3 separate regions of the Mus musculus genome follow, and regions 1 and 3 are each linked to region 2. Evidence: chromatin loops called from intact Hi-C (ENCODE). Cell type or tissue: heart. All regions are shown on one strand. Each heading gives the region's core, and the rest is flanking DNA. Links, peaks and the distances in the headings are about the cores only.

Region 1 (10,018 bases), core at 1,304-9,303, 95 kb before region 2:
GCACACTAGGCAAATACTCTATCATCAGAGCCCCATTCACAGCCCTCTGCTTGCTTTGTTTATTTCGTGTCCCCTTCCCCAGTGACTGAAATGTAACACTACCAGGACAGTGAGTTTGCATCGGTCCCTGCTGTGTCCCCAGTGGTACAAAAGTACAGGCACTCACAAAGCATTCAGATACTCACTGAGCAATTTGAATGAATGAATGAATGAATGGTTGAACATTTCAAGAAGCTCAAGGGAGAGGGTGTGGCTGGAGAGATGGCTCAGTGGTTAAGAGTACTGACTGCTCTTCCAGAGGTCCTGAGTTCAATTCCCAGCACCCACATGGTGGCTCACAACCATCTGTAATGGGATATGATGCCCTCTTCTGGTTTGTCTGAAGACAGCTACAGTGTACTCACATATATAAAATAAATCTTAAAAAAAAAAAAAAAGCTGGGCATGGTGGCGCACGCCTTTAATCCCAGTACTTGGGAGGCAGAGGCAGGCGGATTTCTGAGTTCGAGGCCAGCCTGGTCTACAGAGTGAGCTCCAGGACAGCCAGGACTACACAGAGAAACCCTGTCTCAGGAAAAAAAAAAAAGCTCAAGGGGATGAGAATGGCCCACTGTACACAGTGGCACAGCTCTGGAAATTGTGCATAGACTGGACAGAACCAACTGTTTTTGTGTACAGAAATGGAAACTTCATTTCTAATTTTGCTTCTGCCTCCAGGGGACAGGGCAGAGTTCTTAAAGATCTGGAGCTAAGCTATGATTCAGTTGCACTCCAGGTTTCTTTATGTGAAACACCCCAAACAACACAACAACAACAACACCACAATACCACCACCACTACCACCACCACCACCACCACAACAAGCCATATTTTTCCATTCTTTTTTTTATTATTATTATTTTTATTTATTACGTATTTTCCTCAATTACATTTCCAATGCTATCACAAAAGTCCCCCATACCCACCCGCCCACTTCCCTACCCACCCATTCCCATTTTTTTGGCCCTGGCGTTCCCCTGTACTGGGACATAAAAAGTTTGTGTGTCCAATGGGCCTCTTTTTCCAGTGATGGCCGACTAGGCCATCTTTTGATACCATTCTTTTTTTTTTTTAAAGATTTATTTTTGTGTCTGTGTGTCTGTGTAGACATGAGTGCAGGTACCTGTGGAGGCCAGAAGGGGGCGTCAGAAATCCCCTAGAGCTGGAGTACTGGCAGTGTTGAGCTGTCTTACATGGGGACTCAAAACCTCTGCAAGAGCAATCCCTCTCACCCTCACCCTCTTGCTCGTCTGTATATGATCATCAAAAAAAATATGCACAGGGTTGGCTGCAGGCTGCTCAGTGGCAGGAGTGCTTGCCTCCAATGCCAAAGGCCCTGAGTTTCATTACCAGTGCTGCATTTGTTGTTGTTGTTGTTTCTTGTTTTCAAGACAGGATTTCTCTGTGTAGCCCTGGCTGACCTGGAACTCACTTTGTAGACCAGGCTGGCCTCAAACTGAGAAATCCACCTGCCTCTGCCTCCCAAGTGCTGGGATTAAAGGCACACACCACCACTGTCCGGCTGGCGCTGCATTTTTTTAAAAAAGGCTTAAGTCCCAAATTCACAATTAATTTGTCCCCTAACAAATGATGTACTCAGCCTCTCCACATGCAGAGTCAACCAACCTTGATGAAAATGTTGCAGGCAGCTGGGCATGGTGTGCGGCAGGAGAATTTCAAGTTTAAGAAGCCTAAAGCTGTCAGAGCGGGGATGAAACAGATTGAAAGCCGGGAGAATAGAAGCAGAGAGCCAAGTTAAGAGACTATAGCCACACTGCACATGGGAGATGACAGTTCAAAATGGGAAGGAAGCTGTGTGGTCAGTGGAACGTAGTCCCGTTCTAGCTCTGTTTGCAGGTAGAATGGACCCAGCTCCTCATGGAACTGTAGCACGTGCAATGGAGATAAGCATGTCTGTAAGAGCTCCTTAGTTCCCTGGTTTGCTGCCCCGTTTCAGCCTCAACCCATTCAGTTTATTCTCAATTGCGAGAGAGAGAGAGAGAGAGAGAGAGAGAGAGAGAGAGAGAGAGAGAGACCCTACTCAAGTGAGCACAGATCACATCACCTCCCATTCCCGAATTTCATTCAGCTGGAAGACGTTTGCATTTGAGATAACTACTCTGCAACCACAGGAACAACTCAGTCGGCAGTTAGATATGAAAGTCAAGTTCAGGGATGAGAGCTAGCTGGGTGGAGTGGTGTACACCTTTAGTGCCATCAGTCATGAGGCAGAAACAAGTGCTACACAGGAAGACCCTGATTCCAATGGAGGTAAAAAGGATTTAGATGCACAAAGCGTATTTTAAGTCATGAGACAAGATGAGATTACTAAAGCAGCCAATGTAGGTAAAAGAGGAAGCCCCCCCCCCCCGAACTAAATCTGTGGTTCCCCATGTTCTTAAAATTTGTTCATGCATGATGATTTTTGCAAAGTATCTAGAATTAAGCTGACCTTTATCTTAAATAAGGGGGAATAGCATGCCAAGATGAGGGCATAGTATGTGTAAGACCACCCATCACAAATGCATATAGGGCTGGGGAGGTGGATCATACTTAAGAGGGTTGCTATGCTCTTGCAGAGAATCCAAATTCAGTTTCCAGCATTCAGGTCAGGTGGCTCACAAGTGCCTGTAACTCCAGCAACAGAGGACCTGACTCCCTCTTCTGGCCTGTGTGGGCAGCAGCACACAGGTGGCACACACTCACACAGATAAGCACACATATGCTTAAAAAAAAATCTTTTGAGGGGCTGATGAGATGGCTTAGTGAGTAAGAGCACCTACTGCTCTTCCAAAGGTCCTGAGTTCAAATCCCAGCAACCACATGGTGATTCACAACCCTCTGTAATGAGATCTGATGCCCTCTTCTGGGGTGTCTGAAGACAGCTACAGTGTACTTACATATAGTAAATAAATAAATGAAAAAAAATCTTTTGAAAAAAGACAAAAATTGGGCTGGAGAGATGGCTCAGTGGTTAAGAGCACTGACTGCTCTTCCGGAGGTCCTGAGTTCAAATCCCAGCAACCACATGGTGGCTCACAATCATCTTTAATGAGATCGGATGCCCTCTTCTGGAGTGTCTGAAAACAGCTACAATGTACTTACATAAAATAAATATATAAATCTTTTTTAAAAAAAAAAAGACAAAAATTTACAATTTAAGGTAGTGAGCTGACAGAATGACTTTCACACAGAGCGAAAGAAATTAATATAAAATCAAGCGAGACAGCCAGGGATGGGACTCCCATGCTGGATAGGCCAAATCATTTCAGCAGCAGGGAAGTTAATGTCAGCTCACTTTGAAAGGTGGGAAGGGAATTAAAGGAGAGAGAATATACCAGCTCACCTGGTGCACGGCTTTAAGAAGTCCGACAGCCACTCTTCCTCTCAGCTCCTCCTAAGAAATGGCGATCTGGGCTAGCTGAGATGGGAAAAGAACACGGCAAACTTGGCATTCCTCTCAGCATCCACATTACCTACCATCTGATGTTCCTTCCTCCTGTTGCAACCTTCCCTTCAGTAAACAGAGTTGGTAGAGACATAGGAATTGGTTTGCATACGATATAATCCATGCTCAAGTCATTTTCAATTTATTCCTTGGGCAGCAACTTTACAGAGCTTACAGAAAAGACACTGGGTGACAGTTTCAGGAAACTCACATACTCAAAGTCTCAAAGACGACATTGCCAGCCACTGTCACACACATGGATGTACATGATGTCAGATGTTCACTCTCTCCTACACGTCTCAGACGCTCTGGTGCCACAGGCTGCCATCACTAACAACGGACTTACATTCTAGTCACAAGGAGGCTCCCCGATGATGCACAAGGGGGAAAGGGAAGGTACCAGGCATAGATTCAGTCGCACATTGGGTGACAGGCTCGCAGAACTGTAACAACCATTTCCTACTTCCAGGGACGCACAGAAGGCCTGGCGACCAGATTCCAGGTGGACACTCCCCAGCCACTTCCCTGTCTCGCTTCTTCCCTGAAGGCTCTGGAATGTTCTCCACTCCAGCTGCCACAAGTTGGAGAATCTAGCCTCTGAGTAGGAGGGGGACGGGGGGGGGGGGGGGGGGGGAAGCTCCTCTGTTGCCTGGGCTCCCAGAGGACATTGGGAAATGTAGTCTGGATAGAAGGGACTATAGCACCTTGGAGTTCAGTGGGACGGACAAGCCTCAGTCCTAATGTCTCTTCTCACCGCCAAACCACGTGTATACAGACACAAATGCAAGCAGAACACCCATGCACATAAAGTAAACTGAAAATATTTTAATTATTTTTACTTTTTATGTGTATGAGTATTTTTGCCTATATCTTTGGGGCATCAGTTCCCAGAGTGCTCTTAATTGCTGAGCCTTTTCTTTTCTCTTTCTTTTTCTTTCTTCCTTCCTTTCTTTCCAAGATTTATTTATTTTATGTATATGAGTACACTGTCACTGTTTTCAGACACACCAGAAGAGAGCATCGGATTCCATTACAGATGGTTGTGAGACACCATGTGGTTGCTGGGAATTGAACTCAGGACCTCTGGAAGAGCAGAGGGTGCTCCTCTTAACCACTGAGCCATCCCTCCAGCTCCTTGCTAAGCCTTTTCTCTAGTCCCTTCACAGATCTTTTTGTGGGATGGAACCCAGGTTGTCAAGCATGCCAGGCAAGCACTCTGCCACTCAGCCATGCCCTCCGTATTGTCTTCATCTGACTCTGTACTTCATTCAAACACATAGTATTTTTCTTCAGGAAAAATTTCAAGATTTTGAGAATAATACCTAACTCTCTGAGTGTGTATGTATGTACACAATTCTTGGAGTGTAACAGTGGAAAACATGATTTGCTGGGTTAGGCAAACATTTCTGGAGTCATGTGTGCTTGATTGTGTTCACAGTATATATGATATTTGTGATGTTTAAATGTGCTGTGGTAGATTTGTGGAGAGTGTCAGATTGAGTCGGACAAACGTTGAAGGGTTAGAATCATGGATATGTGTTTGTGTATGGAATTCTCTGTGGTGTCTGATTAGGAACCAACACTGTATGGGAGAAGCTATCTGTGGTGCTGGGATAGACAGAAAATAAAAGTTAGGATGGGGGTGGGCCTGTCAAACAGAAGCTGGGCGATTTATCTGAGCTTGAGGCCAGTTTGGGCTACATGTCAAGCGATGGCAAATTCAAGAAGTTTATTTGACAGCAACAATATTATGAAAGGAAAAGAGAAACAAACTATTGCTTAGAGTTCTATATTCTGTGTGAAATAAAATAATGTTGCTTAAATACTATGATAAAGGAACTATGTACACTATACTATCTATCTAAAGCAGGGGCTGAGAGACAGATTAGGCATCAAGAGTACTTGTTGCTCTTGAAGAGGACCCATGTTTCATTCCCAGAACTCTCAGGGAGTGGTTCACAAGCACAGGCCACTCCAGTTTCGGGGAATCGGATGCCCCCTTCTGGTCTCTCTGTGTATTGCATGCATGAACTGCAGACAAAATACTCAAAACACGTCAAGTAGAAATAAATAAACCTTTAAAACAAACAAACAAACAACAACAACAACAAAAAACCCTTGTTCACTAAAGAGTATTATCAGGACAATAAAAGGACAAATTACTCCTACAGCAAGGGTGGAAAGTATTTGTAAAAACGTATATCTAATAACGTCCCCCTCCCCAGTGGTGATTGTTTTGTTTTGATGGAGAGAGAACGGCTAACTGGTACAAGGGTCTAGTTGACTAGTAAATGGCTCCGTTTCCTTAGGATCTAGTTAGTATGTAGACATTGCTCAGCAATGGTGTTTACAATCCTACGTTAACAGTCCAGTAACACTGTCGGTCAGAACAAGGAGTCTACGAAGTATAGACAAAAGCATGTTTCTGACAAAATTGGAAGATAGCAATGAAACGCTGCAAGAGAACACCCAGCCATGATTACAAAAGTGGTTGCAAATTCACACAGTTTTAAATGTCACTGAACTTCAAGGTCTCTTAACTCTATAAACTCCACACCCTGACCCCATAGTCTAGTTCTCACACACACGTATTCACGTAACTCCTCCTTCTGCCTGCTACCAAGAGTTTGTGACTCCGGAGGACCATCCCCATCATAAAGAGGTAGACAATCTCGGGAGAGAGCCCTGATCCAAGGGAACTAAACAAACTCAGCCGTGCTCTCTTCCTGGCTCAGACTCCCTAACCCTGAAAGTCTCATAGCCGAGGGCCAGTTTTTCATTTGGGTGAGCACAGGTCTCGGGCCGCGAAGGGCTCTGGGAAATGTAGTTCAAAGCAAGAACGCAAGGGATCCTTTCGGATTCTTCTCAGTTGCAAGTTGCACCCCCAGGCTGTGAATGCCAGGCCGCGGGGTAGCCGCTGCTACAAAACCCGCCCAGGCTCAAGCCGGTCCCCCTGCCGCAGCGCCGCGCCCTTACCCGAGCCTTGGCCACTCTCCTGACTCGCACGCCGAAGGCCAGACCCGCCCGGCGAGCCGCGCGGCCCTCTGGGAAGTGCTACCCTGCGCCTAGCGGACCCAGGTTTGTGGGTCTTCTTTCCCAGCCTAGCAGCACCAGGCCGTAGCCCGGAGGCTGTGAGCCTTGGGCGGCGTCGGGTTGGGGGATCGAGACCCGTGGCCCGGCTCAGCGTTGAGTCCCGGAAGCCGTGAGCTGGAGGCCAGGACTCTTTGTGCTGGGTGGAAGCCAGGGCCCTGTAGAGCGGTCGCGGGTGTGGGTAGAGGACGGGATGCCTGCGGTTTGCAGCAGCCGTGATGTGACTATAATTTGCTCGTTATCCTTTATGTGCCTTTACGAACGTGGGTGCACATGTGATGGCTGAGATAATGAATGAATGCATTAATGAAAAACTCTGTGGGTGGAAGTTAGGCGGGTAGGATTGTGTGGAGATGTGTGAAGACCGCGTTTGAACGAGTGCTACCTTTAGCCGTTTATAATAATTGAAAATATTTTTATATGAAGCATCAGTATCTCCAGGACTTGACTATTTTCCTGTATTGACAAACTGTCTTGTGTACATGACAGGCGAAATTCATTTGCCTTGCAGCCCAACTCCATTTCCCAAATAGCAAGATACAGAAAAGCCCAAAGACTAAAAATTATTTATTTCTCCTAGTCAGTCATGCAGCTCCTGACAAATTGACTTCTTTACACTCGTGAGCATGAACGCGTACATTTATGTGCTCATATAAAGAGCATGGCCTCTTAAAAGAGCAGTAACGGGCTGGAGAAATGGCTCAGTGGTTAAGAGCACCGGCTGCTCTTCCAGAGGTCCTGAGTTCAATTCCCAGCAACCACATGGTGGCTCATAACCATCTCTAATAGGATCTGATGCCCTCTTCTGGTGTGTCTGAAGATGGCTACAGTGTACTCACATAAAATAAACAAATCTAAAAAAAAGAAAAAAAAAGAGCAGTAACATCATATATACAGTTCTGTAACTTACGGCTCTTATTTAACCATTGATGTTGTTAACATATTGACATCAACAATTACACATTTCAAGTGTATACCATTTAAACACACACACACAACACACACACACACATATATATATCCTGATTAATTTCTGTTTTCAACCTCTTGAAGTTATAAACCAAGTTCATGCAGAACTGTTTGGCAATGCTGTAATGTACCCCATTTCCTCCCTCATACCTCCTCTTGTTTCCTCCCTCTCTTCGGGTGGCTTTTAGAAGTGGAGTTGATATGTTAACAAGCATATCCTTATTAAAATCTTCCAAAATCTAAATAATTATACCCAATGTAAAGTTCTAACATCCTACAATATTACTGAAATAATCAATGCATCAGTATTTCAGTAATATTGGAATAGAGATATACCCTGGATAGCAATGAATACTGTAAGTAACAGAATCTTTACCTTCATAGTTATAAAATAAAATTTAGGTTGCAATGAGAGACCAAACCTTTTGGGTTCAGACTCCGTCTCCTCTTAGAGAACCTGACCTAAGGTGGAACTTAAAGTTAGCTAACAGGCCAATAGCTAGCATCAGTTTCCAGGCTACACCCCAACAAGACCTGTGCCTACCAGTTTCCAGGTTACCCCCCAACAAAACCTGCTTCTGGCACCAGATCTGCACCTCCAGGTTACAAGCCTGACCCTGACACTTCCCTTCCTAACAACCAACATAAGGAGGAAAGCAGGAGTTAAGTTTATGGTTTGGCTTAAATTTATATTAAAGGCCATAATGAATCCCCAATCAGGTGTGCACCAGGCTAGATACCTTCTTCTTGCCTCTATAAATGCTTGCCTGAAACTGAACTCAGGGCACCGTGTTTCTGCTGTGTCAGGGTTGGCAGGGAGCCCATGAGACCCTAATGTGACTGCATTGGATGGGGCTCCTTGGTGGTCTTTTTGGGGTTCATGAAGGTTTCATGGCACAACAGCAGTACTCGTTAGCAAGATCAATCATTTAAGTAAAGATCTCTTTTGTGATTTGTTTCCTAAGGTGGTGCTCTGTTTTCAGCTCTCATTTTCAGAGTTCTTCCTGCGCTGAGGAGCCTTTTATAAACTCAATATTTATTGAATGTTGGACATATATCAGTCAATTGTTGGTGTGTGGGATATAGCAGCGAACAAAAGAAGCAGTGACCCCCCCCCCTCTCATGATGCTTACATTGCCGAGGACCAGATAATAAACAAAGTAAGTAAATATGAACCATATCAGATGCTGAAAAATACTTAGAAAAAAAAAAGTCAAAATAGGAGGCTATTTAGAATTAGAGATGGGAAGTAGAGTCTAGATGGAGGGCCAGGGAGGACAGAAAAGGAGCGGTAGATGACAGGAGGAACACAGCGAGGTTCAAGTACAACGGAGAAAGGGTTATTCCATACAGGGAACATGCAGTTGTCAAGGTTTTGATGTTTTCATGCTTGCTCTGATGAACACACTGGCAGTGGCTGAAACAGCCAAGGAGGGGGAAGGCCAGGGGTGGCTGGGTGGGGGGAGAGCAGAGGAAGTTGGGCTTCGTAGACCGCAGTACCTTGAGTGAGATGGGAGGTATTTTGAGCATGTGGATAATAATCTATCTGCTCAATGGCAGCTTTTGCTGCTCTGGTGACAGCTGGAAAAGGAGTGAAGAAGGGTCAGGGGTGGGGTGAGGGAGGGGGCAGAAAGACCAATTAGGAAGTTTTTTTTTGTTTTTTTGTTTTTGTAAGATTTATTTATTATATAAGTACACTGTAGCTGTCTTCAGACACACCAGAAGAGGGCATCTGATCTCTTTATGGGTGGTTGTGAGCCACCATGTGGTTGCTGGGATTTGAACTCAGGACCTTGGAAAGAGCAGTCAGTGTTTTAATCGCTGAGCCATCTCTCCAGCCCCAGGAAGATCTTAGAATAGTCCAGGGGAAATATGTTGGAGATCAGGACCAGCAGTAGTAACAGGCAGTACACTCAATACAGCATAAAACAGAGCTGTGGCGGTAGGTGGCTGCAAGAGCAGAGCCACCATGTGACTGTAACAAGATGGCACAGTGTTTATTCATAGACTGCAAATGTAAGTTAAGAATTCAATTCTTTTTTTTTTGGTTGCTTTGTTTGTTATTTGAGACAGGTTTTCCCTGTGTAGCTCTTGCTGTCCGGGAACTTGCTTTGTAGACCAGGCTGGACATGAACTCAGAGATCTGCCTGCCTCTGCCTCCCAAGTGCTGGGATTAAAGGCATGCACCACCACTGTCTGGCTAAGAACTCAGTTCTTGAGAATGGAGGGGGATCTTACTTGAGGAGAAAATGAGATTCTGGTTTGGGATATAGTATGTGCAGTGTGATACATTCGTTCAAATTGAAATGTCACATTGGCAGTTGTATATACAAGTGTGATGTGCAGGAGACCTGGGATGGGGAATTACCATTACAAATGATCCTGAAAACAGAAGAGTGAATGAGAACACCTAAGACAGAAAAGGTAGAGGTGAAAGACCCACTGGGGGTCACTCTAACATGACATCTGACA
Region 2 (10,018 bases), core at 788-8,787:
CACTTGCTGGGGACAAGTGAGAGCAGACTTCCAGAGAGCTTCCCCAAGGCTGTAAACCCACCACTTGTTAGAAGATGACAGTTCAGGATGTTCCTTGCCCTGCCCATCCTCTGGGAAAGGTTTGCTTATAGAGATGATGTAATGCTAGCCTTTGAGGGTTTTGCAGCTTTGGAAAGGCACTGTAGAGACAAGCCAAGCAGCAGAAGACTCTCAGACCAGCTGAGCTACAAATAAGACTGGGACCAGACTAGCTGCCTGGAAGCAGAAACCAGCTGAGCTGCCTAGAAGAGGTCTAAGAACAGAGTCACTTGGAAAAGCCACTCTCCAACACGGGCTGCCTACAGGCAGTGAGCTCCCAGTTCCCAGCTTTGGTGAGCTGTCATCCAGGGTGGGCTTTGGTGATGCGGCTGTCTTGAGTCATTTCTGCTCCTGTAAATAACTCCAATAAAACTCATTGGTTCACCAAGTTGGACTTTCCTGGTATTCGTACATTGGTTGTGGGCTCCTACTGGGGGTGAGTAGATGTGTGTGTGTCCCATTTCCCCAGGAAAGTGTTTGTCTACACACACACACACACACACACACACACACACACACACACACACACCTGTATATCTAAAGGGCTTAAAATAAATTATATTAGCAACAATTTAAACATTCTAAACCTGGGAAGTGATAAAACTTAAAAAGCAAGTTCCAGCTATCTGGTCTTTAGAGGAAATATACTTTAATTATAAAAAGAAAAGTAAGGTAATGCTAGACTTAAATAAGATCAATTCCACACCCTTCCTTGGAGATTTTTATAAGCAGTTTATGGTTGCTTGTTCTTATAAGCAACCCCAGTGAAACCCACCAGCTCACCAACAAGTAAGTAACAAAAATAAGATCAACTTGTTACACAGAAACCCTGACTGTATGTCAAATATCAAAAATTCAAACTTAAAAAATCAAGAGAACTAATGGAAAAGGCAGTCTGCAGTTAGAAATTGTGGGCCAACAAGATGGCTCGTCAGTTAAAGGAATTCCCAACATGATCTGTATTCCCAGGACCCACGTAGAAAAAAAGCAGGAACCAAGTCCTGAGGCTGCCCTGACTTCCACGTGTACCGCATGGCAGGCCCACACCCGTGTCTGCCCCTCCCACCCCACCACATACATAAATAGCTACTTTAAAAAGGGAATTGTACGCCCGGTGTGGTGGCGCACGCCTTTAATCCCAGCACTTGGGAGGCAGAGGCAGGTGGATTTCTGAGTTTGAGGCCAGCCTGGTCTACAGAGTGAGTTCCAGGACAGCCAGGGCTACAGAGAGAAACCCTGTCTCGAAAAACAAAAAAAAATAAATAAATAAATAAAATAATAAAAAAAGGGAATTGTAACATCTTTCAGTAAGTAGAAGCATCAGTTGAGAAAACACAATCAGTAGCAATAGAGAGGATTTATATACCATTTATATAACATCAAGTATTTGACATAACTGATACAGGCACAGAATACCTACTCCCCGGAGTGGGAGGGCCTGAGGGGGCAGGGCTACCAGCATTAAGGCAATGAGCCAACAGGGAAGTCACGGCTAAACTTTTAACTGTTTATGAACCATTTAGTGTTAGCACAGGGCAATTTGGGATAAAGTGCCAGCGCCCCCGCTGTTGAGTTTCCTCCAGGGAACCTCACCGTGAGAGTAAATCAACCCTGAGGGGGGAAATCCTCTCATTGCCAAGAGAACACTGAACCAAAGCTTCCCACCATCTTCTAGACTGAGCACAAAGGCGAGGAAGATGGAGCTCAGGCTGGGGTGGGAAGAACTGAGACCCGCGTCAAAGCACGGATTAATGTCCTCAAGGTTTTACCCTTTGAGAAGAATGTAAGAAAGGAGGGGCCTGGGCTAGGGATGCAGGTGTGCATGGGACGTGACGGCTGAGGGCTTCAACTCCCTTGGAAGACTGCAAAGCGTTCTGTGTGTACTAAATCTGGTATGGTGAGGACAGCTTCCCCCTATGTGGCTTACCGGGATCACCTTTGAAGAAAAAGAGATACATTTAATAAATAAATTTTTAAAAAAATCAGTAAATGTCTAGAAGATTTAAACAACACAACCAGTCTACCTGACCCCAACGGCATCTGTTCTTCCTAACAGCAGAAGAATACAGTCTTCCTCATTGCCCAGGGAACATTTACTACGACGCCCCAGACTGTAGGTCAGGAGATAAATCTTGGTAAATTTAAAAGGATTCAAGTCACACGAAGAAGTGAGAAAGAACAGATCTATTAGAAATACTTGAAAATGGAAGAAGGCATCTCACGGGTTAAAGGCAATTAGAGACAAAAGCCAAGTGGATACTGGTTGTGAGTGACAGATGGCTCAGGAAAGGAAACGGCTGATACATAACGACTTTCGAGCTGTGCGTCTAATTTCTCATTTTAAAATTCCACTCAATAGCTAAAAAAACCAAAAAACCAAAAACCAACAACAACAAAAAACAGACCATAGGCCTATCCTCTCTCAGCTCTTAAGAGGCAGAGACAATAGGACCAAGAGTTCAAGGATCCTCACCTGGGCGACTCAAGACCCTGTCTAAAACCAAAACAGAACAGAATGAAGTCTGCAGTGGCAGAGGATCCCAGTTTCGTTCCCCTGCGCCCACATCTGGCAGCTCGCACCTGCCTGTAATGGAAGCTCTAGTGCCCTCTTATGGACTCCCCAGGTACCTGCATACAACATGGAGCAAATTCACTCAAATGCACACAAATAGAAGACTTCATTTACTAAATAAACAAAAACAAAACAAAACTGAAGGTTGAAGTAAGAATTTGACTAGTTGGCGCTATAAAGCAAGATGGTACTGAAAATATAAAAATTAAAAAAGCTAAGACCCTCGGTGGTTGTGGCGCATGCCTTTAATGTCAGCACTCAGGGGGCAGAAGCAGGGGAATTTCTGAGTTCAAGGCCAGCCAGGTCCACAGAGTGAGTTCTAGGACAGCCAAGGCTGCAAAGAGAAACCCTGTCTCAAAAAGAAAACCAAACCAAACCAAAACCAAAACAAAAAACTGAAACAAAAGCTAAATTCTCCCAAAAGTTACATAAATAGTACAAGAATGCTCTTTCTTTTAATTTGAGCATCAAATCCATTCTTTATAAATGTATCCAGTATTGGAAAACATCTATTACAAATTACACATTTTCATTACTCTCAAAATATAAACATCAAATGCCATTGAGTTAATGCATGCCTTTAACCCAGAACTTGGAAGGAAGAGGACGATGGGTCTTTATGATTTCAAGGCCAGTGTGTACTACATAAAGAGGTTCAAACCAGGCAGAGACCTGCCTCAAAAATAAGTAAATAGGAATAAATAAATTGCCTTGTTCCTCCATTATAAGAGAAGACTTGGGTAGGAGACAGTCACAAAAACAACAATAAAGTAAAACAAAGATCGTTTTCTGACATGATAAAGGCTGTTGAGGAGACAAATATCTGCTTACCTCAAACTTCCCTTCTAGATGGACAATGGCCATTTTTCCTCTTCTGTGTTGTACTTTGAGAATAAAAAAGTTAAATGAGATGCTATGTTGTTCTTGCCATATACTCTGAATTAGAGACAACCTCTTCCTCCGTCCCCACAGAGGGGTTAAGTCTTTACATTCTGGGAGTAATTGGGGAGAGACAAAGTCACAAGCAACTCAGGATCCTTTGGTAGATTCATGGTGGGGACCCCCCATGAATTCCAACAAAATTTCACCGTTGTACCCTACCACATCAGGGAAGGATCACAGGTAGAAACAAGAAAATTTCCACAGTCACATTGCTAGTGTCACAATTTACACTGTCAGAGCTACACCGTTGGAGCACTAACTCGTATATAGGACCCAAGCATGTACAATAACCAAACATTCTGTCAGGGACAAATACTGTCAGCGACATTCTTTTACAAGGGTGAACTTCTACTTTCTTTACAATCATGAGTACAGCACACAGCATCCTACAGTCACACACATACACACACGTACACACATAAACACACACGCATACATTCATACACACGCACTCACACAGTCACCCAAATGGGAGAACACTATAAAAGTCACAGGCGACGGAAACAAGCAATCGTAATCTCAGTGACACTATCACACATGTCTTCCGAGGCAAGCCAGTTATGCACAGGATACCAGGTACATCAACAACCTCAGAGTGACATAAACATCTAAATACCTCGCTATAACAGCACCGTTTCTCCACCATACACGTGGGCCGACACCATCAGTCCCAGAAACATCTCTAGTGAGATAAGCAACAATCACACACACCCTTGTGTGTCACAACTCATTCACACACAGCACGCCAACCACAAACCAAGGGTCGCAACAGGCTCCAAAAGCACAGGCTTGTGGCGTATACACGGGAGACACCGCCACCTAATGCCACAGACACGTCCTCCAGACGTTCCTCAGCACGCTCACCTCCGAGGGAAGCTCAGGGTCCCGCCTCCTGCGCCGGGCTCCACTACAGGCAGCCTGCTCTATGGGATGCTTAGGAGATCCTCCAGACACAACCCTCTCGTGACGCAAGTACCCCGAACTCTCGCCAGGAAACGGAAACGGCGTTCTGCTCCCGGTGGCTCTGGGAAATGTAGTCCAATGGCTGGGGCCAATGCCTGCCCCCCCCTCCCTCCCCTCCACCTTCTCTCTCACCCCTCCCTCTTTCCCTTCCACCTCTCCCCTCCCTTCCCCCTCTCTCCTTCCAAACCGCTCCTCTTTCCTCCCTCTCTCCCCCCAATCGCAATATTTGTGAGGTGATTTATACCTGTGGTAATGAGATTTTATACCACATGTGGGGTTGCTCAACAGAGATTCAGCCACTGTAGTTTGTTTGTGAAGGGTCACTACATATTTCTGGAATAATTGACTAGTTGCTCATGATGATCTGTGTTATCTTTCACCTGTATCCACTTCCAAACGACTTTCAAAGAACCCTTAAGTTTCCACTTCATTGGTTTGAAGGAGAATGGCCCCCACAGGCTCATATATTTGGATGTTGGTTCTCAGTTAGGAGATGTGGCCTTGTTGCAGGGGTGTACCTCTGTAGGTGGGCTTTGAGGGTTCAAGCCCAAGTGAGGCCTTAGAATCAGATGTGAGTTCTCACCTACTTGCTCTAGGGCAGAGCCTGCCTGATGCCATATTTCCTACCATGTTGACCACAGACTCACCCTCTGAAACTGTCTGCAAGCCTCTAATTAAAAGTGTTTTTTTCTTTTTTTCAGCCAGGCAGGGCTGACACACTCCTTTGATCCTAACACTTGGGAGGCAGAGGCCAGCAGATCTCTAAATTCAAGGCCAGTCTGGTCTACAGAGCAAGTTCTAGGAGAGCCAGGGCAATACAGAGAAACTCTGTCTTGAAAAAACAAAAGTATTTTTTCCTCCCAGAGGCAGAGTTAGGTGAATCTCTGAATTTGAGGCCAGTCTGGTCTATAGAACAAAGTCTAGGATACTCAGGGTTACACAGAAAGACTCTGTCTCTCTCATTCATATATATATATATATTTTTTTTTCCAGTAAGCTTGTATTTTTCAAAACCAACTTAAGTGTGCTTAAATGCTTTAACCTCCCTTCTAGCCTACCACCCACCAGAGGCAGTGGAAAGGAAAGGTTAATAGGGCAGAGGAGGATGTGGGCTGTTTAGAAATAGTTCTTTGGGGCAATCCCAGTCTTTGTTGTCAGGATAGCAGCAGGCAGTTCAATTCACAGGAATCAGCAGTGGTAGCTCGACTCACTTGTAAGCAATATTCACGAATCAGCCATAGCAGTGGCTTGCGTCCATCCAGAAGAAACCTCAAGGCTCTTCCAAATTGGCCAGAGTCCACAGAAGCAGCAAGAAGCCACTGGAATGCCACCGGAAGTTCTTTGGTGTGTTTCTCTCTACGAAATCACAACAAACGGTGACTAGCAAAGAATAGCAAGATGACCCACTGTCACCCAACACCTATGTCTGTTGGGTTATACTTATACCCTTTTCAAACATCACATGTTCTCTCAAGCATCTGCTAACAAAACATCACATGCCTTCTTTCCAAGTAGCTTCCAGAAAAACACCACGTGTCTGTTCTCAGCAAAACAACTTCCCACATGTCTGCTTCAGCACAACCATAAGACAGTTTCCAGAAAACTATCCATGTCACAAAGAGACCAGAACTTTCCACTTCATTTTCCTGTGTTGCCTTAGTCATGGGGTCTTCTCACAGCAATAGGAGAGTATCTAAGACAAATGCAGTGCCTACCTCGGGAAGGAACTGCTACAGGAATGGAGGCCAAAGGGAAGCTCAGCTTTACCTAGAATGTGGAGCAAGTTTTCTACAAGAAGAAGAAATCTACACATTATCTTGGTAATGAAAAATAAATAGTGAAGACACATTCAAAGTGGGCATTAAGAAGACTGTGTATAATGGCAAAATTTTCAGGATTTGACAAAATAAGAATTTGGCACACAGGTGAATATGGAAGAAATTGACTCTAATGCCAGGAAAGGAATGACAAGGATGAGAACAAGCAGGGAAAGAGGGAGGAGTCCTTCTTCCATGTCCTTAATGTAGGTTTCCAGGTGTGGCCCTAATTAGAGGCAGATCTTTCCACCCCAAAAGATCTGGATTAAAGGTGGGTCTTCCTACCTCAAAGGTCCAGATAAGAAGTAGACCCCCCTCATCAAATGATTTAATTAAGAAAAAAATCCCTCACAGGTGTGCTCGTTTTGGAGTTTTATTTAACTTGAGATGCAGTCAAGTTGTCAACTAAAATATCCATAATAGATGCTTGTAAAACAAATAAAACAATAACTATATTTAGAGACAATATTCAAGGCTTGTCACAATATAACATAATCACATTTTGTTCAAGAGACAGACAAACAAAACCTACCAAAGTCATATCATCCAAAAATTAATGCTCCAAGCTTGCCATCAACCATGATTGATATTACAGATAATAATAGACTTTTTGTTTTTAATTTTTTAAAATTTTGTTTAAGATGGGGTACGTTACATAGCTCAGTATATCCTGGAACTCACTTTGTAGACCAGATAAAGTCAAGTTGATAGCCAAAGATGGCCACTACAAGTTCATATCATATCTCCTTACATCATGCTTAATTTCAAAATAAAAAATAAGCAGGTTATAATTATGTCGAATAAAGCTATACCTTATACAATTGCAAATGCATTATAAATTTAAGATAGGTGGCAGTGTGTCTTGGACATTCTTTTAGTATCTCAAACTTAAGTATGATAACCATTGATAATTTCTTAATTGATGCTATATCACACGATAAAGAAATTAGAGAAAGAAAACAAATATCTTAACAAAATTTGACAGAAACATGTCAATCATAGTCTATTTTCTGTAACTGGTCATGCACCCTTATAACTACCTTTCTCTACTCCCCATTCTGTATTTCCTTCACACTTGGCAAAAACACAGCAGGTCTTTGTATTTTCATAGAGAAGTGGTGCATATCTTTATTCATGATGGGTCCACACCCTTTGTCGTCCTGTCTGGATTAGGCTGTTGTAGTTTCCTATTGACTTTAATCACAGGACATGGTAGCACCAAGAGGTGCCCTAAAGGATCTCCAGACATAATCCTTCTTACCTCCATTGTGGAGAAGCAATCCAATTTCTCCATGGTAATCTGGATCAATTACCCCTCTGAACAGTTATTCCTATCAAAAATGATTGGTTTAGGGGCTGGAGAGATGGCTCAGTGGTTAAGAGCACGGGCTGCTCTTCTGAAGGTCATGAGTTCAAATCCCAGCAACCACATGGTGGCTCACAACCATCCGTAATGAGATCTGACGCCCTCTTCTGGTGCATCTGAAGACAGCTACAGTGTACTTATAATAATAAATAAATCTTTAAAAAAAAAAAAAGATTGGTTTAAGGGCATTAGAAACCCAAAGTGGGCAGGGGGTAGTCTGAGATTCTAGTTCAATAGAATAGTTGTTGCTCCTGGCAGGAGCACTCTCCACTCTGGAACCAAAACTTCTAGACCAGCAGAATTTAAGGTTACAGGAACAGGAAGTAAGCATTTTCCTTGTGAGTCACTAGGGGTGGTAATGAATGGAACTATTTCCACCTGTTGATTCCTGGACTTTTGGATCATGGCTATGGAAGAAACTGAGAAATTTATTGGATACTGATTCAAGGCATATACCACCTCCAGGGTGCTGCACATAATTGTCACTGTAACGGTGTCTTCAAAAGGCCATTCCATCTTTCTATCAGGCCAGCTGCTTCAGGATGGTGGGGAACATGGTAAGACCAGTGGATTTCATGGTAGTGGGCCCACTGTCGTACTTCTCTAGTTCTGAAGTGAGTTCCTTCCTCAGAAGCAATATTGTGTGGAATACCATGAAGTTGGGTAAGGCATTCTGCAAGTCTACAGATGGTGGTTTTGGGAGAAGCACTAGGTACAGGGAAAGTGAATCCATAACCAGAACAAGTATCTAGTCCATGTTGGCTCCTCTGGAAAGCTGTGGCGTGATGGCCATGGAGCTGCCCAGAACAACATATATCCACTGTCATCCCAGAGCTGAATGGGAAGCTCACTGGCATGGCCTTTCGTGTTCCTACCCTCATGTGTCCATTGTGGATCTGATGTGCCGCCTGGAGAAACCTGCCAAGTATGATGACATCAAGAAGGTGGTGAAGCAGGCATCTGAGGGCTCACTGAAGGGCATTCTGGGCCACACCGAGGACTAGGTTGTCTCCTGTGACTTCAACAGCAACTCCCACTCTTGCACCTTTGAGGCTGGGGCTGGCATTGCTCTCAATGACAACTTTGTGAAGCTCATTTCCTGGTATGACAATGAATACGGCTACAGCAACAGGGTGGTGGACCTCATGGCCTACACGGCCTACAAGGAGTAAGAAACCCTGGATCACCCATCCCAGCAAGGACACTGAGAGCAAGAAAGAGGCCTTTGGTTGCTGAGGAGTCCCTGTCTCAACTCGGCCCCCAACACTGAGCATCTCCCTCACAATTTCCACCCCAGACCCCCATAATAACAGGAGGGGCCTAGGGAGCCCTCCCTACTCTCTTTGAATACCATCAATAAAGTTCGCTGCACCCACCTTAAAAAAACAAAAGTATCTAGTCCAGTAAAGACAAAGTGTCCTTTCCAAGGAGGAAGTGTTCCAATGTAGTCACTCTGTTACCAGGTCATTGGCTGGTCACCTCAGGGAATAGTACCATATCTGGAACTCAGTGTTGGTCTCCGCTGTTGGCAGATCTGGCACTCAACAACCGTTGTAGCCAGGTCAGCCTTGGTGAGTGGAAGTCCATGTTCTTGAGCCAAAGCATCTCCGCTACCATGGCCACTTTATTCATGTGCCCATTGGGGAATGACAGGAATGGTTGGGGAAAGAGGCTGACTATTCATAGAATGGGTCATCTTATCTACTTGATTATTGAACTCCTTGGCTGAAGTCACCTCTTTTTTTTTTTTAAGATTTATTTATTTATTACATGTAAGTACACTGTAGCTGTCTTCAAACATGCCAAAAGAGGGCATCAGATCTCATTACAGATGGTTGTGAGCCACCATGTGGTTGCTGGGATTTGAACTCAGGACTTCTGGAAGAGCAGTCAGTGCTCTTAATGACTGAGCCATGTCTCCAGCCCCTGAAGTCACCTCTTGACGATCATTTATATGACACACAAACATCTTCGACACAAACATTTCCCATCTTTTGAACATTTAGAGAGATATATCCACGTACTTCCTCCCCAGATGTCTTTCTCACCAATTTTCCAATTACGTTTTTTTTTCAAGTCCTTGACCATCCAGCCAATCCGTTGACTATCGTCCATGAATCAGTGAGCAAACCCAATTCTGGTCATTTCTCCTTCTAAACAAAATGTGTGACCACCAGAAGCTCTGCCCACTGTGAAGATTTCCCTTCAGTAGTCTTTCAGGGTTGTCCCAGAAAAGGGTTGTAATGCTGCAGCTGTCCACTTCTGTGTGTCGTATGCGTA
Region 3 (10,018 bases), core at 856-8,855, 49 kb before region 2:
AATAATAATGCTCTTTTTTTAAAAAAAGAACTTGCTTTTCTCACTTAGACCCAAGTTTTTGGCAGAAGCTTACAAAATAACAACCAATGGGCAGGAGAGATGGCTCAGCTGTTAAGAGGTCACTTTCCAGCAACCACATGGTGGCTCACAGCCATCTATAATGGGAGTTGATGTTCTCTTCTGGCACGCAGGTGTACATGCAGACAGAGCACTCGTCTACATAACATTAGGAAATACTCTTTAAAACAAAATAACGGGCTGGTGAGATGGCTCAGTGGGTAAGAGCACCCGACTGCTCTTCCGAAGGTCAGGAGTTCAAATCCCAGCAACCACATGGTGGCTCACAACCATCCGTAAGGAGATCTGACTCTCTCTTCTGGAGTGTCTGAAGACAGCTACAGTGTACTTACATATAATAAATAAATAAATCTTTAAAAAAAATAAAAATAAAAAAAAAAAAAAAAAACAAAATAACATGGGAAAGGTGCAGTTTCCTGGATTACCAGCGAGTTGTCCCCGTGGGCACCGCTCTGCGCAATGCTTCTCACTTACCCGAGCACAGGCCTCTTGTAAGCTCTTTACCAATCATCCAGGGCTCTTTGCCTTGCTCCAATAAAGAGATCACCTGAGGCTTGGGAATGTGAAGTCCTGCTTACAAGAAAAGACATGGAACATAGTTACGCTGTGGGAAACGGATGCCATCCCTCGGTCACCAAGCAAGAGATGTCAAGACAGGAACAGCCAGAGACGAGGAGGAAGCTTTAGCCACAGCCCACCGGAGCCGCCTGTCTCTCAGGCTTCTGTTTCCGCCCAGCTGAAACCAGGTATTTGCAAACAAGGAGCAGGAGTTCAGGTGGCAAGCTTGAAAGGCAGCTGAGAAATTCCTTGAGGAAGAAGCAGACACTGCAGAGATGGCTGCGCTGCTGATACAGGTGTCCTTACCCACTGAGAGCAGGTTGCTATAGTTCTCCAGCATCACATCTTTGTACAAGTCTCTCTGCGCGGGGCCCAGACACTCCCACTCCTCCTGCGAGAAGTCCAGAGACACGTCACTGAACACCACCGGTTTCTGAAACAATAAACACACCCAGGTTAGAACACAGAGAGCACTTCCAAAATGTTGGTGCTTGCGTTGTCCGGCTGAGCAAAAGAGCCACTCCATGATGTCACCAGACCCGGGACCTCTGGGTTGCCTGTTCATCCAGAAACAGGACACAAAGCCAGGCATGATGCTGCACGACTATAAGCCAGCCCCAGGGAGGACGAGGCAAGAGGACTGATTTGGAGTTGAGCTGTCTTGTCTGCCCAGGTTGCACAGTGAGTTCCAGGCCAGCCTTAGCTATAGAGTGTGATCAAGTCTCAAAGAACAGGCCTGGGGAGTTAGCTCACTCATAAAGAATGCGCATAATGCCCTGGTTTCAAACACCAAAACAATCCTTCATTTCTTACTAATTCAAGTTCTTTTTCTGGTGGCCAAACGTTTTGATTTTTGACTGTACAACCTCAACAGCTTATACACACAGTTCAAACTTCTTAGAATCTTCCACTGCCTGGCTTGGATTTTTAAAAGAAGATTCAAACCCTTGTACAGAACTTGGCATGGTGGCTTATACCAGTGACCCAGTACTAGGGAAGTGAAGCAGGAGACTCTAGAGAAGTGGTTCTAGATAACCAAGTAGTTCTGGATAATCAATTATCCCGCAGAGCAGATATTTACATTATGATTCATTACAGTAGCAAAGTTACATTCATGAAGGGCCAACAAAGTAATCTTATGGGTGGGGTCACCCCAACATGAGGAACTGCATTAAAGGGCTGCAGCATTAGGAAGGTTGCGAGCCACTGATTTAAAGCACGGAGTCAGCCTGGGTTACAGCGAGAGACCCTGCCTCAGAGCTAAACACAACCAACTACACAAAAAACTCAAAATGGGGGCTGAGTGCTTGCTCAGTGGTTAAGAGTGCTTCCTGCTGCTGCACAGGACCTGGGTCTGGATCCCAGCCTCCACACGGTAGCTCGCAACCTTCAGTATGTTCCAGTGACTCTAACACCCTCTCTTGGCCTCCACGGCATGTATGTGGTACTGCGCATACATGCATACATGCAGAAGTATAGTGACTCACACATGTAATTGCAGCTCAGAAGAATTAGAAGTATAAGGTCATGCTCAGCTACTTGCAGAGTCTGAGACCAGCCTGTCTCAAAAATCAAAAGAAAGCCAACAACAACCAAACCACACAACTGCCACGCATAGTTTTTCACTCCAAATATATGAAATGGTTAATGCTGTAAGATCCCACCCTTGAAAATGTCATGAAAAGGAAATTGATCAAACAGAGGTTATCCTTGTGTAGCAAAAATTTTAATTGGCTCTGTTTTCCAAGTTCTTTGAAATAACCATGTTATAGAAAGAAACAAAAACTGTAAGTTGTCTAATTCCTAAATTAACATGTGACCATTAAACAGAAGGAAGTCAGGGAGAACACAGGCCATGTGTCTATGTTGGAGTTTTCCATCATTTCCATGAATGGACAATTGGAAGAACCGGGTCACTTGATAAGTCTGTGTTAAGACATGGAGACAGCTACATAGTTTAAAGCTGTTGTTAAGTTTTGCTGGGACAGTGTCTCAGCTACTAACTTATCCTGACCTCCGCCATTCTGTTTCTCCAAGTGGTTCTTGCTAGCTGCTTCTATCTGTCCTGGGGGCCTTCTGATTCCATCTTTGTCTGCTGGCAACATTGCCAGCCTGGAAGTCCCACCCCCTTAATTCCTGCCAACTGCTCTTTATTATGCAAAAAGTCACATTCCTTATTCTACTAGCAGGCTGGGGAAAGTCGCCTTACTTTTAAAGGGAGGCATGGAAGTGACATTTACATGTCCTACTAGCCAGTTGTCACCAGCTCCAAATAATTGAAAAACAAGAACACACTTTTTTATAGCCAGAAAATACAGTATTTGTGGGTCATCCCAACAGAAACCCCAGTGTACCTTATTTTTGGCGTGGTCCACCGCCATTCCTCTTTTCTCCACTGGGTACCTCTGGAGGAGTGGAGCTGGGGGAAAAAATGAGTCATGAAGTCCTAAGTCTTTTAATAAAAGGCCACCCTGGATCCATACCTGTCACCCAGGGAGAAGTCTAGGTTCTCATGATAATGTCTAGAGTCAGAGAAGGAATGTAGCCTATGTTGTCCAATACTGGAATCTGTTCTTATCTCACTGGGGGTCTCTTAGGACAGAAAATTGGAGTCACTTGGGCAGTCAGAGGCACACCAAATCTACAAACCCACAGCTGCTGTCAGTCACCCACCATGGAACCACATATATCCTCACAAGCACACCCTACCCAAATGACAGCACAACAATGTATGGTTGGATAGTCACAGTCACACATCCATCCTGAGGATGAAATCACAACCACATTTATAGAACCCTTAAATACAACACCACATAAAACCACAGTGCTACAAACGGGCACAACAGGAGACTCACGGCGGAGTCACACAACAGTTATAATCACTTCCAGTTGCCCTCATGAAATTTTACACAATCAATACACAATACACATTCAACAGAACATAACAGCCCCTAAGACACACATACTGTCAGCTTGACAATTACATGCCATCTTCCAATTGTAGTGAGAATTCTGGAATTTTGGTTTCATTAAAAACCACAGGAATAATAAAAAAAAATTGAAAAAAAAACCCACAGAAATATTCTGAGAGTATGTCTCTGCTTTAATTCCAGGTGCGTGTGGGGTGCGTGTGGGAATATGGGGCTACCTCAAAGCAGCTCATTTACCTGTGCTCTAGCATAGGTATGGGTTTGCCAGTGGCAGATAGTTTCTGCAACTGTGTGGCATTTGAAATTTTGAGGACTTTTCAGAGGATACATAAATGCTAGGGTCCAGACAAGCAGGATTGGATTGGTGGTTGTTCAGGGAGTATGGTAAGGTTTGTTAGCAGTCATGATCAAAGAAGAAACAAATTAGAGTCAAGGATCTCTCTCTCTTTTTCTCTCTCTCCCCCATCTATTTTTCTTTCGCTCCTATCTAGCAGGAGGGTGGTGTTGTGTGTGTGTGTGTGGGGGGGGGGGGGGGGTATAAAGGGTCGGTGAATAAAGGAACCCACAAAGTAACAAAGATCAGCTACATCCAACCATGCTCATGGTATCACATAAAGTTACATAATCACACTCAAACATCCTCACAGTCACAGGTACCCAATACACATAGTATACAAACATACAGACAGTCCCCCTCTGATTAACACTCTTGGAAGCATAATTACTGGCTATCTGATATATCCCTCATACACAGGTGCTATACCGTTACACACAATAGGTCCAAACACATTGGGACACAATCACACACACTGCCACAAAGTTATTAATCACATATAATAAAGAAAACGTGCATACGTACACACACAGCTCTGCGCATGTTCACAGGTCATTGACACACCCACCAAAGAATCCTAAAAATCACAGCCACGCACTCACTGCGTCCTAGAGTCACTTAAGGTCACACTTAAACAGAGCCAAAGCCTCACTGCTGCTCATCCTGCTAGACCAGCTCCCACTGACCTGACATCTCAGATACTGACTGGTATTTCCCTTCAGACCCCAGGGCCGCAGCTTTGGAGCCTTAACAAGGGCCTATAGGCCGCTCGCCGTACACTTTCCCGTCCCCGGACGACGAGGGTCCCGCAGGCAAAAGAAGGGGCTGCCTAGCACTCGCGAACGCTTCTGGGAAATGTAGTCCGCGATTGGAACTGGCGGGGAAGATGGCATCCATTCTCGGATTTCCCGCCAGAGCACGGCCTGAGGCAGGCCGAGGAGCTCGTTCCGCATTTTCAATTTTGTGCGTGAAATTCCTAGACAGATATACAAACTCGGACAGAAACTCTTACAATGCATTGAGCCCCTTCCATGATAGGGGGCCAATCTCAGAGAATCACTGTATGTTTTTGGAGTAGGTTTGCACCGGAAGTTGTGTAGAGTCGCGTGTATTTCTGGGAAATGTAGTCTAAAAAAGGAACTGCGTGGCACTGGTCTCCTGGAACAAAGTTGTTGAAATGATTTCTGAGATACCACACCCTGAGTCTGGACATTTCTGGGCCTTGTAACTCACTGTAGGAATTTTCAGGATGACGACAGATTCTCCGTTTTACCCTTTTCTGTTGGCGAGGCTCAGCATAGGATTTATATGATCCATTTAGGTGGCATATAAAAAAAAAGAATGAATATTAGTTATTAAAATCTATCAGATTTAGGAAGAATTGTAAACGAGTGGTTGTTCCCGAATAGGTATAGGGTTCTGTTATAACGTAGTGAAAAAAATTCTCTTCGAATTTTTATTTATTTTGAGTCTGGGTCTCACTCTAGGCGGACTTGCAAGTCACTATGCAGACTTGGTTTGCACTAAACTCACGTAGATCAGTCTGTCTCTGTCTCACAAATGCTTGGACCAAAGGCAAGCTTCATCATACACTGGGTACACCGTTTTACTTTGGTGTTTATGGGACTCATTTCTATATAAATATTTCCTTTCTTAGCTGCACAATATTCTATTTTATGAGTTATGTGTATGAGTTTGTATATCTAGTCACACGTTTGTGGTTGTTACAGTAATCTCTAAATTAGTTGATTTTAATAAAGGAAATAGAAGCGTTTGTTTACAATTCTTCTCGCTCTCTCTCTGTCTTTTGAGACAGAGTGTAGCCCTTGGCTGTCCTGGAACTCACTCTGTGGACCAGGCTGGCCTCGAACTCAGAAATCTCTGCCTGCCTCTACCTCCCTAGTGCTGGGATTAAAGGAGTGTGCCACCATCGCTGGCTTGTTTTTCCTGTATTTGCCTGTAAAGGTCAGAAAGGGATGTTACATCACCTAGGGTTACAGACAGATTTGTGAGCTGGGAACAGAACTCCGGTCCTAGGCAGAGCAGTATAAGCAAGCATTGTTTGTTTGTTTGGTTTGGTTTTTTGAGACAGGGTTTCTCTTTATAGCCCTGGGTGTCCTAGAACTCACTTTGTAGACCAGGCTGGCCTCGAACTCAGAAATCCACCTGTCTCTGCCTCCCGAGTGTTGGGATTAAAGGCGTGCACCAGCACGCCCGGCCCTATTTCAGCTTGTAATGTCAGTCTTTTGAGCTTAATTAGATATTTAGAGGGTGAGCCATGGTATTAAATTAAGGCTTCATTTACACACTAAGGAGATTGCTATCCATTAATTATATTTTAATTTTACGTGCTTTTAATCACATGTTGGTGCCATCACGCCTAGCATTAAACTATTCTTTTTCTTACAGCTGCCTACTAGTTTACTTGAGGTGGTTAGAGTGGAGAATAACGGAAACGGATGGGCTTCACCCATGCATTCTTCTCTGTCCTTCCGACACCCTGACGTGAAGGGAGCTTCACGGCGGTATCTTCCAAGGGATTTATCCCAGATTCTACTTTATCTCCCAATGTGGTTTGTCTTGTTAAAGATTTTGACACTCTTCCAGTTGCTTCTGATACTGGTCTGATGCTCTTGGAGTTGCTGGTTTTTTTCTACCTTTTTCATGAATGGTTTTTTTTTTTTTTTTTACAAAGTGGATTGTACCACTTTGATTTGTCCCCTCATTTCCACATGGTTTCTCCCACAAGCCCTCTCAATTTTTTTTTTTTCTCCTCTGAATCCCCTGCACCGCATGGTTTCTTCCACAGAGAGCAGGTTATTCAGAGTGGCAACTAGGTTTCTCAGTGTTACAGAACTCATGACCCCGTGTCCAGAAGAACCTCCTCTTATCGGATGATGCTCGGACGTGGGCCACAGTGCTTGGGTCTACGTTCTTTATCTCATTCCGTGTAATCTGGCTGGATAGCTATTCCTCTGCTGTACGGAATGCGTAAATTTGAAAGATGGCGGCCTACGCGGCATCTCTGGGCACGACTATGTTAATCGATCCTCCTAAGGAATTGTGTACAAAGGATCTTGAAGCTATGTAAGCACGCTGTGGGTTATTGGAGTCCTCTGGCATCGGAGGTAATGCTGAGCATGCGCAGTACTAATAGCCCAGGGCCTTTTTTTTTTTAAGACCGGAAGTGACCTTGGTGCTTGAAGGTGGTTCCCTCCCCCTCCCCCTCCCCCGTGCTGCTTCCATTGAGTCTTAAGGGCAAGAAGTCATCCGAGATGATTCCGGTTGGTTTCAACTAGAATTCTGTGGAGTCAGTAGTGTGTGCCTATGTTGGGAGTTAGTGACCGGGTGCTGTCTGCTGTGTTGATGGTTGTCAGTGGCAAGGATTTCTCCGATCAATAACGGAACTCTGAGTTTTGGAGGAGGGAGGTCGGCCGGGTGATGTGTGATTGTGATGACAAGTGAGTGATGTTAGGGAATGTGATGAGTGGCTGAGGGTCTCGTGGGGTTTTTGATAAGTTTGCTTTCTAACCCCAAAGTTTAGCTTATTAATTTTTAGCCTTGGTTAATGTAATACTTTACATTCTTATGTATTTATATGTAGATTTTTTATTGTCTTTTAAATATAAATGGCTTTCTTTTTTAATTCGTTTTCTGTGATCCAGGAGTCATTTGGAAATGCATTTTCTGTTTCAGATAATATCTCTGGGTAGTGGTCTAGCTGAAAAATGTTTTATGGTCGATACCATAATCACTTTTCATAAATGCCACATTGCATAAAAATAATCGTTCCTCAATTGTGTTGTGTGTGTATGCTTATGTATATACATATATCGCAATATGTTGTGATATATATTAATATATTTAATCCCAGCACTTGGGAGGCAGAGGCAGGCAGATTTCTGAGTTCGAGGCCAACCTGGTCTACAGAGTGAGTTCCAGGCAGCCAGGGCTACATAGAGAAACCCTGCCTCGAAAAGCAAAAAAAAAAACAAACAAACAAACAAACAAAAAAACCACACACACACACACACACACACATATATGTATGTATGGATATATATATATATATATATATATATATATATATACACACACACATATACATACACAAATACACATATATATTGTGTGACCATCATATGACCTTACAGTTTTGCCTTTGTTTTGTTTTGTTTTTTGGAGCCCTGGCTGTCCTGGAACTCACTCTGTAGACCAGGTTGGTCTCAAACTCACAGAGATCCACCCTCCTATACCTCCAGATTTCTGGGATTAAAGGCCTGTATCACCACACCAGCAGACATTACAGATTTGGTTTTTAAATTTATTTATTTTATGTATATGAGTACACTGTAGCTGTCTTCAGACACACCAGAAGAGGGTATCAGATCCCATTACAGATGGCTGTGAGCCACCATGTGGTTGCTGGGAATTGAACTCAGAACCTCTGGAAGAACAGTCAGTGCTCTTAACTGCTGAGCCATATCTCCAGCCCCCTTAGAGATTTTTTTTTTTTTTTTTTTTGTCTGCTTAGTTGTGGAGGGATATTGCTCACAATGGAAATGTAATTTGTCCATCTCTCTTTGGTCCATTTCTGGTTTATATGTTTGAAGTTATATTGTTATCAACACTTATGTGTATTTTTACAAAATATATTTATTTTTTGAAGAGTCTATATGTATACAATGTATTTTGGTCTCACCAACCCTTACTACATCCCTCCAGTTATTTTTAATAATAGGTATGACTAAGTAGTTCAAGGAATATTGTAGCAATTAGAGTGTCCACCATAAGTTTGTAAAAGAGTTTAGTTTCACAAATATCTTTCCATTTTGCAAGTTTTCTTTCTTTTGTCCGGTTCTTACCCCTTGGCTTTTTAAAAGCATTGCTATGTTTCTTATATGGTAGTAGGCGCTTTACCCTCTAACATGTCTCCCCGGACCCAGATTTTCTTAAATTTTCTATTCTCTCAGCACTGTTTCTTGAGGCTAGTCCCTGGTACAACAATTTCAGCATAATAATGGAGACTAATTAGCATAAATTCTTAGATCTCTAGACTTGCTGGAGCAGAAGTCATGGGAGTGAGGCTGAGAATTTTTAACTATATTTTGACAATACCTCTAGATAATTTGAGTGCATACCTGCTCAAGTTTGAGAACGACTGCTCTGTGAGGTAACTGGCATGTGTTTCAGTGGTGAATGTCTAATGACTAAGGATTTGACATTTCTGGGTATCTTGGTATCTCTGAGCGGCTCCTTACAAGATCTTCTTCCACAGCACTTCTTCCTCACAGCTCTGACTGAACTCATAGAGGACCGCTAAGCTTCTGGTTGCTGAGAGGACAGGGTCTAGACCCAGCGTGATCATGCCAACTGACTGGACTTCAACCCTGGAAGCTACACCACTGGCCCCAGAGGATCTTGGGAGCTCATGTGAGGTCAGGGGGGCGGGGTCTTGGGGGTGAGACTTCCTCCAAGGAGTAGATGTCCCTAATTTGTCCCAGGAGTCTCAGAGGAGAAGCAGATAGGCCACCCGAACAACTGAACCCCTAAACCTGCCCCTCAGGGAACCAATCTTGATCTATTTATCGAAAAATCAAGAAACACCTGAGCAATGTCATCCACTCCAAAGGCAATGAGGGTGGACCATCATGAGAGACTGTTGTTTGGCATCCTACCGTGTTTATCTGTTGTCTGTGGATAAAATTTTTGGTAGAAATTACTTCCAGATAGGGTTTCTGAAGGAATGGCGCCATTTCTTTTCAGAGCGCCACACTGAACGCAGATAGTCTATTGATTCGGTTCTTGACATTTCTGCTTCTCAGTTAGTCTCCAATTTTCATTTTTCCTCCACAATTTTTACTGCTTTCCTTTTTGGGAAACATTGTCAACTTTGTCTCCTCCCGCTCTGTTGCGCTGCTGTTAACACTATCAACATTTAATTTCAAGTTTTGGTTTTAAACATTTTACACAGTGAGATAGGTCGCTAGGTATGCTTACCCCATAAGCTTGGAGACACAAATTCAATTCCTGCAACCACATAAAAGTGGAAAGAGAACAAACCCCATGAAGTTGTCTTCTGTCTCCATATACCATCATAGCACACACAGCTAAAGGC

What was found. A loop is a pair of places that touch in the nucleus more often than their neighbours do. Peaks named below come from ENCODE experiments on the same cell type or tissue, not always from the same donor. Only the 100,000 strongest peaks of a DNase experiment are listed, where the experiment ranks them.
Region 1: a loop joins it to region 2, with 2.4 times the contacts of the local background. A loop is called at or near these places in 7 of 42 quality-filtered maps.
Region 3: it touches region 2 in a loop (3-fold over the local background); 17 of 42 quality-filtered maps call a loop at or near these places.

The regions. Positions count from the first base shown.
Region 1 is chr7:29,950,402-29,960,419 of GRCm38, reverse strand. Zfp74 (zinc finger protein 74) reads left to right here and starts at 6,355. Exons shown (of 6, transcript NM_178384.4): 1 at 6,355-6,565; 2 at 8,530-8,706. C230062I16Rik (a long non-coding RNA gene) reads right to left here and starts at 8,367. Exons shown (of 4, transcript XR_003946630.1): 1 at 6,464-8,367; 2 at 3,386-3,460. In heart, for the core only: CTCF peaks have their summits at 5,503 (motif pointing left) and 6,387; a DNase peak (open chromatin) is centred at 6,419; H3K4me3 peaks cover 2,468 bases; H3K27ac peaks cover 2,028 bases.
Region 2 is chr7:29,854,532-29,864,549 of GRCm38, reverse strand. Zfp420 (zinc finger protein 420) reads right to left here and starts at 4,571. Exons shown (of 4, transcript NM_172740.2): 1 at 4,457-4,571; 2 at 3,482-3,534. In heart, for the core only: CTCF peaks have their summits at 2,695 (motif pointing left) and 4,440; a DNase peak (open chromatin) is centred at 4,549; H3K4me3 peaks cover 1,330 bases; H3K27ac peaks cover 618 bases.
Region 3 is chr7:29,903,220-29,913,237 of GRCm38, reverse strand. It overlaps Zfp27 (zinc finger protein 27), which reads left to right and starts at 7,134. Exons shown (of 5, transcript NM_001037707.1): 1 at 7,134-7,184; 2 at 9,179-9,338. Zfp383 (zinc finger protein 383) reads right to left here and starts at 4,721. Exons shown (of 5, transcript NM_001243908.1): 1 at 4,587-4,721; 2 at 2,991-3,055; 3 at 943-1,069; 4 at 553-648. The coding sequence starts at 4,593. It overlaps Mir7668 (microRNA 7668), which reads right to left and starts at 6,729; the gene lies at 6,671-6,729. In heart, for the core only: a CTCF peak has its summit at 6,758; DNase peaks (open chromatin) are centred at 4,687 and 7,017; H3K4me3 peaks cover 4,077 bases; H3K27ac peaks cover 3,824 bases.